2 separate regions of the Mus musculus genome follow, and region 2 is linked to region 1. The links are chromatin loops, found by intact Hi-C in ENCODE. Cell type or tissue: heart. All regions are shown on one strand. Each heading gives the region's core, and the rest is flanking DNA. Links, peaks and the distances in the headings are about the cores only. Region 1 has its middle 3.6 kb from the start of Mark2. Region 2 holds the start of Cox8a (cytochrome c oxidase subunit 8A).

Region 1 (5,375 bases), core at 185-5,184:
CACAGACGTACATACAGGCTAAACACTCATATACACAAAAGTTAAATAGATAAATACTACAACATAGGTCAGAATGCTGGCTCATTCAGAGCCTGTACTATTTTCCAGAGAATCTGGTCAGGTCCCAGCATCCACATCAGATGGCTCCCTACCCCTTGTAACTTCAATTCCAGGGGAAATGATGCCCTCTGGCCTCTACCAGCACCCGCATGCCAGTGATACACATAAACCCATAAAAGCACAAACATAGGCACATACAAATAAATATTTCTTTAAATTACACATAACATTTCCTTTCTGCTGTTAGTTTCGATTCTATGACACAGTTTCCCACTGTAGACCAGACTGACCAAGAACTCCTGGAGCTGCCTCTGCTTCCCAAGGGCTGGGATTAAAGGTGTGCACCAACCACCCTGTCCATCCAAGTTTTTGTTGTTCTTTTGTTTTTGCTTTTTTTGGAAACAGGGTATTAAGTAGCCCAGGCTGGCCATGATATGTAACCAAGGATGGTTGAACTACTGATCCCCGGCCTTCATTTCCTCACCACTTTGATTGCAAGTGTGCACTGCCATGCCCAGCCCTAAATGACTTTTAAAATATTCTACAATGTTTAAGTCTGGAGAGACCATCTCTTTTTTTTTTTTTTGGTTTTTTGAAACAGGGTTTCTCTGTGTAGCCCTGGCTGTCCTAGAGCTCACTTTGTAGACCAGGCTGGCCTTGAACTCAGAAATCCGCCTGCCTCTGCCCCCCAAGTGCTGGGATTAAAGGCGTGCGCCACTACGCCCGGCTTGGAGAGACCATTTCATTTTCATTTTCATTTTCATTTCAAATCTCCCTTCTAAGACAAACTCATGGCAAAAGAATAGGCACTTGTTGACGATAAGGATTCCTGGGGTTGTAGGATAGTGGGAGAGCTTTAACTCCCATGCCATGAAGGAGGCCCTGGGGTCAATCTCTAGAACGAAAAATAAAATAAAATAAAACAGACAACCAAAAAGGATTCCTCCAGCTGGGTATGGTGGTCTGCCCCTGTAATCTTAGCACTAGAGAGAAGCAAAGGGGGTTGGCGAGATGGCTCAGTGGGTAAGAGCACCGACTGCTCTTCTGAAGGTCCAGAGTTCAAATCCCAGCAACCACATGGTGGCTCACAACCATCCATAACAAGATGATGCCCTCTTCTGGAGTGTCTGAAGATAGCTACAGTGTGCTTACATATAATAAATAAATAAATAAATAAATAAATAAATAAATAAATAAATAAAATCTTTTTTAAAAGAGAGAGAGAGAGAGAGAGAGAAACAAAGGCAGAAGAAAAGATGGTTCGAGGCCAGCCTGGCCTACATAATGAGTTCCAGGACAAGCAGGGCTACACAGTAAACACCCATCTCTAAAACCAAACCAAACCACAAAGACAAGTAGATGGTGAGGTGGCTCAGTAGTTCCAAGCTTGCTGCTCTTTCAGAGGACATGGGTTTGGTCCCATGGGGGCTCACAAAGCTCTTCTGGCCTCCATGAACACTACATGTGCATAGTGGGTATGCAGGCTAGCAGGTAAAACTCTAAAAATAAAAAAGGTTTAAAAACTAAAACTAAAATGTAAAACACATTCCCCAGCAGGGCAAGGTGGCATGCTTTTAATCCTAGCACTTGGAGGCAGATGGAGGTGGATTTCTGTTGGTTCAAGGTCAGCCTGCTCTACATAGTGAGGTTCGAGATGGCCTGTGTTACATAGTAAGTCCCTGTCTTGGTATGAGGGTAGGAGGGAGGATGGCAAAACCTCAGAATAGTGCAATGAAAGGACCAGACCTCTTGAAGATGTCTTTTTCCTTTTCTGGGCCTCAGTCTCCCTGTTGATAAGTGGGTTTGTTGAATTCAACAACTCTGAGGTCTTTCTCAGCTTTGGAAAGCTCCCAGCTCTTAACAGAAGTCCATGGAGGACCAGAGCCCACTCTTCCCTTTCCTCTGGAGTTTACCAAATCTGTCCGTTCTGTACCCAACATAAAGCCATGGACTTGCTTAAAACATTACGAGACTTTTGTAAGTATCATTTTAACTGTATCTTGATTATAGTTTTCTTTTTCTTATATAAGTTTTATTTATTTTATGTAACTACATACTGTCCTTGTTCAGACACACTAGAAGAGGGTATCAGATCCCATTACAGATGGTTGTGAGTCACCATGTGGTTGCTGGGATTTGAACTCGGGACCTCTGGAAGAGCAGTGAGTGCTTTTAACCACTGAGCCATCTCTCCAGCCCTGATTATAGTTTTCAAGCATGGATTTTGTAGATGACAACACACTGTTGGAGTCCCACCAAGCAGAGGTAATAGCTCAACTCAGACTGACTTCTGTTTCAAGTTATCCCTGCCCATGGTTCCATAGAAGCTGGAACTATGCCCCTGACCCTCACCCTAAACTCAACAGGAGGGATAGAGTGTGGGTCCATGAATGTGAAGAAACTGAGAGAGCTCCCAGGGTCATAGGGAAAGGACTGACCGAATTGCTGAGTGGCACCCAAGAATTGCTCACAGTGAGAGCTGTGCAGGTGCAGGGAGGAGGAAGGAGGCATTCTGTAAGGCAAAGGAATCCACAGGACTCCAGGAAGCCTCCCCATGCCCCCCACCAGCTCCACACCAGCACCACCTCTGAGAAAGAAGCTGGGAAAGCAATGCTGTAGAGTGATGGGGAAAGGGATGGAGGCCACACCACGCCCCCACCCCAAATTCAAACATGAGAATGATCTGCCCTCTGGTGGCCAAAGGGAGTCACATTGCCGAGCCTGTGCTAGACGTCACTTCTAGGACCAAAGTCTGAAGAGCAGGGAGAGAGGACACTGAAAGGTAAAGGCAGAGGCATCCAGGGAGCTTCTCCTGACCCTAGATGACTCTGCTTCATCAAGATGCCACTCAAGCCCTGATCTTCCTCTTGGTCACTTCTCCTCCTCTCACAAGCTGTTAAACCAGTTGGCCCACCCAGACTCCTTCTGATCCAGCCTCTGGACACAGCAGAATATCAAGTCTAATTCCCGTGACATTTGTACTGGGCTAGAACACCGTCCTCAACTCCCCAGTAGGCTTAAGGCAAGGCTCACTTTGTGGCCATTTGCCTATGTAGTCACATGCAGCCCTGTTCTAGGAAGGCCTCTGGACTTGATTTGATGTAAAGTTGTCATTTGTTTGTTTGTTTTTTCGAGACAGGATTTCTCTGTGTAGCCCTGGCTGTCCTGGAACTCACTCAGTAGACCAGGCTGGCCTCAAACTCAGAAATCCGCCTGCCTCTGCCTCTCAAATGCTGGGATCAGAGGCATGCGCCACCACTGCCCAGCTAAAGTTGTCATTCTTATGAAAAAAAAAAAAGTTTTAGCAAAGAAGACTCCTATTTTAGTGTGTGTGTGTGTGTGTGTGTGTGTGTGTGTGTGTGTGTTGTGTGCATCAATGTATATGTCTGTGCTCATGTGCACGTGGATACACTTAAAAACATGCCAGTGCCTACACAATGGAACTTCAGTGTCTTTTCTTACTCTCTATTTTGGTCTTTGTCGTTGTTTACACTTATTGATTTGTGTGTCCGTGTGTATGTGCATATCCCACAGAATACATGTGGAGGTCAGAGGACAACCTGTGGGAGTTGGCTCTTCCTTCCACTAGAGTGGCCTGGAGGCAAGAGCCTTGTCCACTAAACCATCTCACCAGTTTTCCAACTTCATTTTGTCTGTCTGTTTTTGTTTTTGAGACAGAATATCACTATGCAGCCCAGGCTATGCTGGAACTCACTATATAGACCCCAGGCTGACCTTGAATTCACAACAATTTGCCTGCTGAAGGCTATGTCCAAACCAACCAACCACCTTGTCTTTTTGTTCTGATCTCTTTTTGAGAGTTGTGTATGAACGTTTTACCTCTGTGTTTGCATGTACATCTGACCACTCTCTGCATTCCTGGTGCCCTCTGAGATCAGAAGAGGGTGTTAGACCTCCTGGAGCGGATGCGAGGGATGTCACATTATAGATGGTTTATACATCACAATTTGGATGCTGAGAGCTGAATTCAAGTCCTCTGCAAAAGCAGTCAGTGCTCTTAAGTACTGAGCGCGCTGTCCAGCTCCTTGTTTGTTTGTTTGTGTTTTTGTGTATTTCTGTTTTTCTTTTAAGAGAAAGTCTCTCTGTATAGCCCTGGCTATCTTAGAACTCACTCTGTAGACCAGGTTGGCCTCAAATCCACAGAGATCCTCTAAGAAATCTGCTTGTGGGCCGGGTGTGGTGGCGCACACCTTTAATCCCAGCACTCGGGAGGCAGAGGCAGACAGATTTCTGAGTTCCAGGCCAGCCTGGTCTACAAAGTGAGTTCCAGGACAGCCAGGGCTGCACAGAGAAACCCTGTCTCGAAAAACCAAAACCAAAAAAAAAAAAAAGAAAAGAAAAGAAATCTGCTTGCCTCTGCCTCACAAGTGCTGGAATTAAAGGCATGCGCCACCACTGCCCGGTGTCCCCGTGTCTTCATGGCAACATATGACTGAGTTATCATCTCCCCAACCCCCTCATTTTCATTCTTTACAGTGCCCCACATATTATGTAGGTGGTGCTGGTTATGGGAGAAAGCTTTGTCTGACATGGCAAACTTGATTCAATATGGCCTCAAACTGCCTGGCTAATACCATTCTAAATAAGTATCCTTGGTAGAGAGGTCTATCTCACTCCTACATGAGCAACGGAAAGCGCTCTGTGCCATACCTGTGTTGGGGCTGATCTTTCTCCATATACCTCCCTCAGCTTCTACAGGTATTTCAAGATCCAGCTCAGATCCCATCAGGTGAGTGGCTGCCTGGAGCTACCTTGTTCTTATTAATAGTCATTGTTGCCCCATCTCTCTAAATCTTCAAACTCACTTGACACATCTTCACTGTGCAACTACTAGGAGCCAGGTGCTTTCCTGGCTCCTCAAGTAAGTCAGTGAACAATTAAACTAAGTTCTGTGTACCTTGGGGCAAACTATCCAATGAGAAGATAAACATCAGAAACAAGCAGCATTAATGTTGTAGAAAACAACTAGAAGCCCACAACCACCATCATGAAAGACTCAGAAAGTCTCTCAAAAGGACCCAGAAAACAACGGAAGAGCCAGAGATTGGGGGCGAGAGCTGGAGAATGCTGCCTTTTGGACATGGCAGGGCTGTGGCACTCATGAATGCACACAAGACCTGCACATGATCAAACCGATGAGTTCAATCAACATTATGGTAGGTAGCACTAATTGGAGTTATGAGGTTACAAAAAACAAACAAAGAAACAAACAAGCAGCTTGTCACATCGGTTCACACTTTAAATCCCAGCACTCTGGAGGCAGAGGCAGGGTGATCTCTGTGAGTTTTAGGCCA
Region 2 (5,375 bases), core at 84-5,083, 130 kb before region 1:
CCTCGTTTCTGTGTGGAGGCAGAAGCCTGGTGCAGAAGGACATGATGCATTTCTGGAGCAAGGTTTAAATAGACTTTATTGTTACAAAGGGGGACCCCACCAAGCAGAGCCAATACATGTGGTCCCAGTTGTCACCATGGAGACATCGAGAGGTCATGATTGCAGAAGAGGTGACTGGAATTGAATAACATGATCCCGGGGAAGGCCAGCCAGGAATGCAGGCAACATGATCAAGGTGGGCTGGCAAAAGTGGTCTAGTCAAAGGATGAGGGAAGACTGCTCCCTTCACTCCCGCTTCTTGTAGCTCTCCAGGTGTGACAGGACCCAGCCCGCAGGCAGAAGACAACACACGAAGCAGGAAGTGAGCCCAATGGTGATATCCTACACAGAGTACAAGAAAGAAGGATCCCTCAGGGCAAGAATTCTGTAGGCACTCCCAGTTCAGGTAGTCCTTAGGCATGGGAAGTCCCTCAGTGGCAAAGACCAAGGCAGAAAATCCAGCAGACCCACACTAAAGAAAGCAACTTGGGCCTGAGGTTCAATCCCCAGCACAGGAGAGGGGGAGATACAGACACAGAGAGACTCTAAGGATGGAGGGGACACTGGGTCAAGTCCATTTCCAGCCTTGAAATAAAGGTCTTTGGTTTTTAAAAAGATGTATTTATCTGTGGGGGGAAAGGGTGCAGGCAGGAGTCTTACTATGCACCCCACCCAGACCTGGGCTTAAACTTGAGATTCTCCTGTTCCTGATGCCCTGGTCCTGGAAATACACTCAAGTGCCACTATGCTCACTGGTGTGTATGTGTGCTGTTTTCCATGTGGGTGAAGGCCAGAGCTTGATGTCTGGCATCTCATCTAACAGCTCTCCATCTTTTCTTTCTTTCTTTCTTTCTTTCTTTTTTTTTTGGAGACAGGTTTTTTTTTACTAAACCTGAAGTTCACTGTTTTGGCTAGACAAGCTGAACAGTGGAATCCAGGGAGCTCCCTGCCCCTCTCCCCCTACCAGCACTAGGGCTAAAGACTAGCCGGTTACTGGGTAGTCAATGTCAAATCTTCATGCTGGTGAAGCGAATACTTCTTAAATAAACCATTCTCACGTGTCCTTGCTTTCTATACAGTTTCTTCTCTTTTTTTGTTTTTGTTGTTTGTTGTCTACACAGAGACAGGGTTTCTCTGTGTAGCCCTGGCTGTCCTGGAACTCACTCAGTAGACCAGGCTGGCCTTGAACTCAGAGATCCACAGCTTCTATAGCATAAGTGCTGGATTATAGGCGTGTGCCACACTGCCCTGCTGGGGTTTTGTATCTTTTAAAGATGTGTTTTATCTATATTTGTATGATGCATGTGTGTGAGCACAGGTATGTGTTTGCATGCTTACCCAAGGTCAGGACGGGATGTCAGATGCGTTGGAGCTGGAGTTACAAGCTTGTTATATGGGTGCTGGAACCTGAACCAGTCTTCATGAGGCTATGCACCAAACGCCATCTTTCCAGCCCCCAGACTCTTGTTTTTGAGACAGAGTCTCAGTATGTTGCCCAAGCTGGCCTGAATTCCCGAGCTCTGTTTTCATGCCTCAACCTCCCACTAAATGGGCGTAAGAGAGGGCATGGCTTGGTTGTCACTGTTTCTTCAGTGGCAGTGCTTTGGTTCTACCCCTAATTCAATGCCCAGATATCTGGATTCATGACCCATTGTCACTTAAAACAGAAGAGCTCCAAAAAAGGGAGGGATGGGGGGGCCTAGGCTGCGGTGTAGTATTAAGAAAGTGCTTGCCTAACACAAAGTCCCGGGCTTGATCCCCAGCACCACATAAACCACAAGTGATGGCACAGGCCTGTTATCCCAGCACTAAAGAGATTATCGCTTCAAAGTCAAATGTGGTCAGCCTGGGCTACAAGAGACCCTGCCTCATGTTTTTAAACTAATGTTTTAAAAGTAAAAATTGTCCTAGTATCTAAATGCTCCTACATCTCTGGGAATGTAGACCTGGTGAACTCTGCAGCCCTCCTTAATAATAAAATGTAGCAGTAACAACCATGACGTCGCTGCCAGTTACCAGGCATGCCCTCCCCTGCGGTGGGGGGGGGGGGGGAATGGAAGGAGAGACGGGTTTAGAGAGGCCGAACAGAGTAAACAAACTAGCGGGCTGACCTGACATCCAGGAACTTGGGAAAAATACCTAGGGCTTAGGAGCAGCCGAGCGACTGTCTCATCCATGCCTTGAGGACAGGCCTAAGCCAATGTCGCAGGCTACCACAGTTCGCCCACCTCCCCGCTCCCGGTCCGTCCCGCTCACCAGGACCCCGAGCTGCTCCCGCGCCGGCTTCGAGTGGACCTGAGCCCGCGGCACCATGAGCCGCCGGGCCGAGCCGGTCAGGCTCCTCAGCAGCAGTGGCGTCAGGACAGACATGACGGCGCGGAACGACCACGGACGAGGACCAGTCCAAGGTCAGGGAGTCAAGATGGCCGAACCAGCCGGAAGTTCCGGCGCTGAAGTTGCCGGACGCCCGAGCCGGAAGTATTTCGGAAATGACGTCGGGACAAGCCCCCTCGCCCGCCTGGGCTGTTTTTGGCGCGCTCCTCGAAACAACCAACCGACATCATCCTACACAGATGGGAGGAGAAATGAGACACCTTTGCTCCCACCTCCACTTTCTTCGAGAGTGACACGCATAGCCACCCAATCACACAAGCTACAAGTCTATTGACTCCTTGGCTCCTCCCTCCATTCATTTAACTAGGATCCTCTCTCTGCCAGCACTGTACTAGTGACTCCAGCTCGCCACCAGTAAGCCTCTAGTTTTAAAAACATAGTTTTACTTTATGAGTGTTTTGTCAGCATGTTCATCTGTGTATGCAGAACGCAGAGAGGCCAAAAGAGGGTGTTGGATCCTCTGGAACTGGAGTTCAGGCAATAGTGAGTAATCTTGTGGATGCTGGGAACTGAACTGAACTGGACCTCTGCAAGAGCAGCGAGTGCTTCTAAGCGCTGAGCTCTCTCTCCAGCCCCGAGACTCCTGTCATTTACTGTTATCCTCTCAGAAACCCGTTTCCACATAACTGGTAACTGTTCTCAACTTCTGCTTTCCTCCTTTTGTGTGTGTTAGGACAGTTTTGTTTTGTTTTGTTTTGTTCTCTGTTTTTCGAGACAGGGTTTCTCTCTGTAGCCCTGGCTGTCCTGGAACTCACTCTGTAGACTAGGCTGTCCTTGAACTCAGAAATCCGCCTGCCTCTGCCTCCCGAGTGCTGGGATTAAAGGCATGCGCCACCACGCCCGGCCAGTTTTGGTTTTTTAAGGTCTCCAGTAGCCCAGGCTGTCCTAAAACCGTGTAGATGAGAATGACCTTGAACTTTTCTGCTTCTATTCCTATGTTCCATGCCTTGTTGCCTCTCTTCTTTCTCTTCTTTATCCCCTGTCTCCCTTCTGCCTTTATTCTTTCTGTTCCTTTCTCCTCTCTCCTTCCTTCTTGTTTTACTAGACAAATACCTGATCAAGTGGTTCCCCATTGCTTTCTTTAAAAAAATATTTATGTATGTGATTACACTGTGTCTATACAGATGGTTGTGAGTCTTCATGTCACTGTTGGGATCTGAATTTTTAAGACCTCTGCTTGCTCCGGTCAGCTCTGCTCGCTCCTGTAAACTCAGTCCCTGCTTGCTCTGGCACAAAGATTTATTTATTATTAATACATAAGTACACTGTAGCTGACTTCAGATGCACCAGAAGAGGGCCTCCAATGGGATTTGAACTCAGGACCTTCGGAAGAGCAGTAAGTGCTCTTATCCACTGAGCCATCTTGCCAGCCCTCCCCATTGCTTTCTAGACAAGGCCCGGATCTTGGATATTGCCCTTCTGTCTGACTTCTCAATATCGCTTGTTTTTTGTCCTTGCTCCTAGGTCTCTTCTCCACCCTTCCAGATTTTGGACTTTTTACTCTTTACATTCTACCTAGAACACCTTTTCTTTCTTTTTTAAAAAGATTTATTGGGGCTGGTGAGATGGCTCAGTGGGTAAGAGCACCCAACTGCTCTTCCGAAGGTCCGGAGTTCAAATCCCAGCAACCACGTGGTGGCTCACAACCATCTGTAACGAGATCTGACTCCCTCTTCTGGAGTGTCTGAGTTTGAGGCCAGCCTGGTAAATCTTCTTTTTTTAAAGTTTTTTTTTTTTTTTTTTTTTTAAGATTTATTTATTTATTATATGTAAGTACATTGTAGCTGTCTTCAGACACTCCAGAAGAGGGAGTCAGATCTCCTTACGGGTGGTTGTGAGCCACCATGTGGTTGCTGGGATTTGAACTCTGGACCTTCGGAAGAGCAGTCGGGTGCTCTTACCCACTGAGCCATCTCACCAGCCCAGTTTTTTTTTTTTTTTTTTTTTTTTTTAAGATTTATATATTTATTATATAAGTACACTGTAGCTGTCTTCAGACACTCCAGAAGAGGGAGTCAGATCTTGTTACAGATGGTTGTGAGCCACCATGTGGTTGCTGGGATTTGAACTTCAGACCTTTGGAAGAGCAGTTGGGTGCTCTTACCCACTGAGCCATCTCACCAGCCCCTCAAATAGCAAGTTCTAAACCAGCCAGGGCTACATAGTAAGATGCTGCCTCAAATAATACTGATAGTAATCTTAAGTATACTTATCATTTTACCATTGATTGAAGACAAGTAGCTGGGAATAAAGTGATTGCCTCGCATGCACAAAAAGGGTCCTATTCTCCAGCACTATATAAACCTGACTTGGTAGCCCACAACTGTAATTCTAGCATTTAAGAGGTGGAGTCCAGAGACTATATGTCATCCTTAACTATGTATCAAGTTTCTAATGAAGTAGGGATTTTGTATGGGTATCCCTCACACTTTTTTGAAAATTTTGAGACAAAAATCTGGGGTTTTTTTTTGTTTTTTAAAAGATTTATTTATTATATGTAAGTACACTGTAGCTGTCTTCAGACACTCCAGAAGGCGGCATCAGATCTCATTATGGGTGGTTGTGAGCCACCATGTGGTTGCTGGGATTTGAACTTCGGACCTTCGGAAGAGCAGTCAGGTGCTCTTACCCACTGAGCCATCTCACCAGCCCCCAAAAATCTTACTATATGGACCTGGCTGGTCCGATATTTGCTATGTGGACTCAGCTGACATCATATTTATAATAATTACTCTGCAGGCTTTGTCATTATTGGTTGTTGTTGTTTTTGTATATTACAGGGTCTCCGATGAGCAGTGGTGGCACACACCTTTAATCCCAGTACTTGGGAGGCAGAGGCAGGCAGATTTCTGAGTTCGAGGCCAGCCTGGTCTACAGAGTGAGTTCTAGGACAGCCAGAGCTACACAGAGAAACCCTGTCTCAAAAAACCAAACCAAACCAA

What was found. A loop is a pair of places that touch in the nucleus more often than their neighbours do. Peaks named below come from ENCODE experiments on the same cell type or tissue, not always from the same donor. Only the 100,000 strongest peaks of a DNase experiment are listed, where the experiment ranks them.
Region 2: a loop joins it to region 1, with 2.4 times the contacts of the local background. A loop is called at or near these places in 1 of 42 quality-filtered maps.

The regions. Positions count from the first base shown.
Region 1 is chr19:7,342,820-7,348,194 of GRCm38, forward strand. No RefSeq gene overlaps it. Among named protein-coding and RNA genes, the nearest start is that of Mark2, 3.6 kb to the left of the region's middle. In heart, for the core only: a CTCF peak has its summit at 2,761 (motif pointing left); no DNase peak of the experiment used is centred there.
Region 2 is chr19:7,215,104-7,220,478 of GRCm38, forward strand. It overlaps Cox8a (cytochrome c oxidase subunit 8A), which reads right to left and starts at 2,513. Exons shown (of 2, transcript NM_007750.2): 1 at 2,296-2,513; 2 at 55-381. The coding sequence starts at 2,409. The coding sequence ends at 286. In heart, for the core only: a CTCF peak has its summit at 2,627; a DNase peak (open chromatin) is centred at 2,578; H3K4me3 peaks cover 3,290 bases; H3K27ac peaks cover 1,119 bases.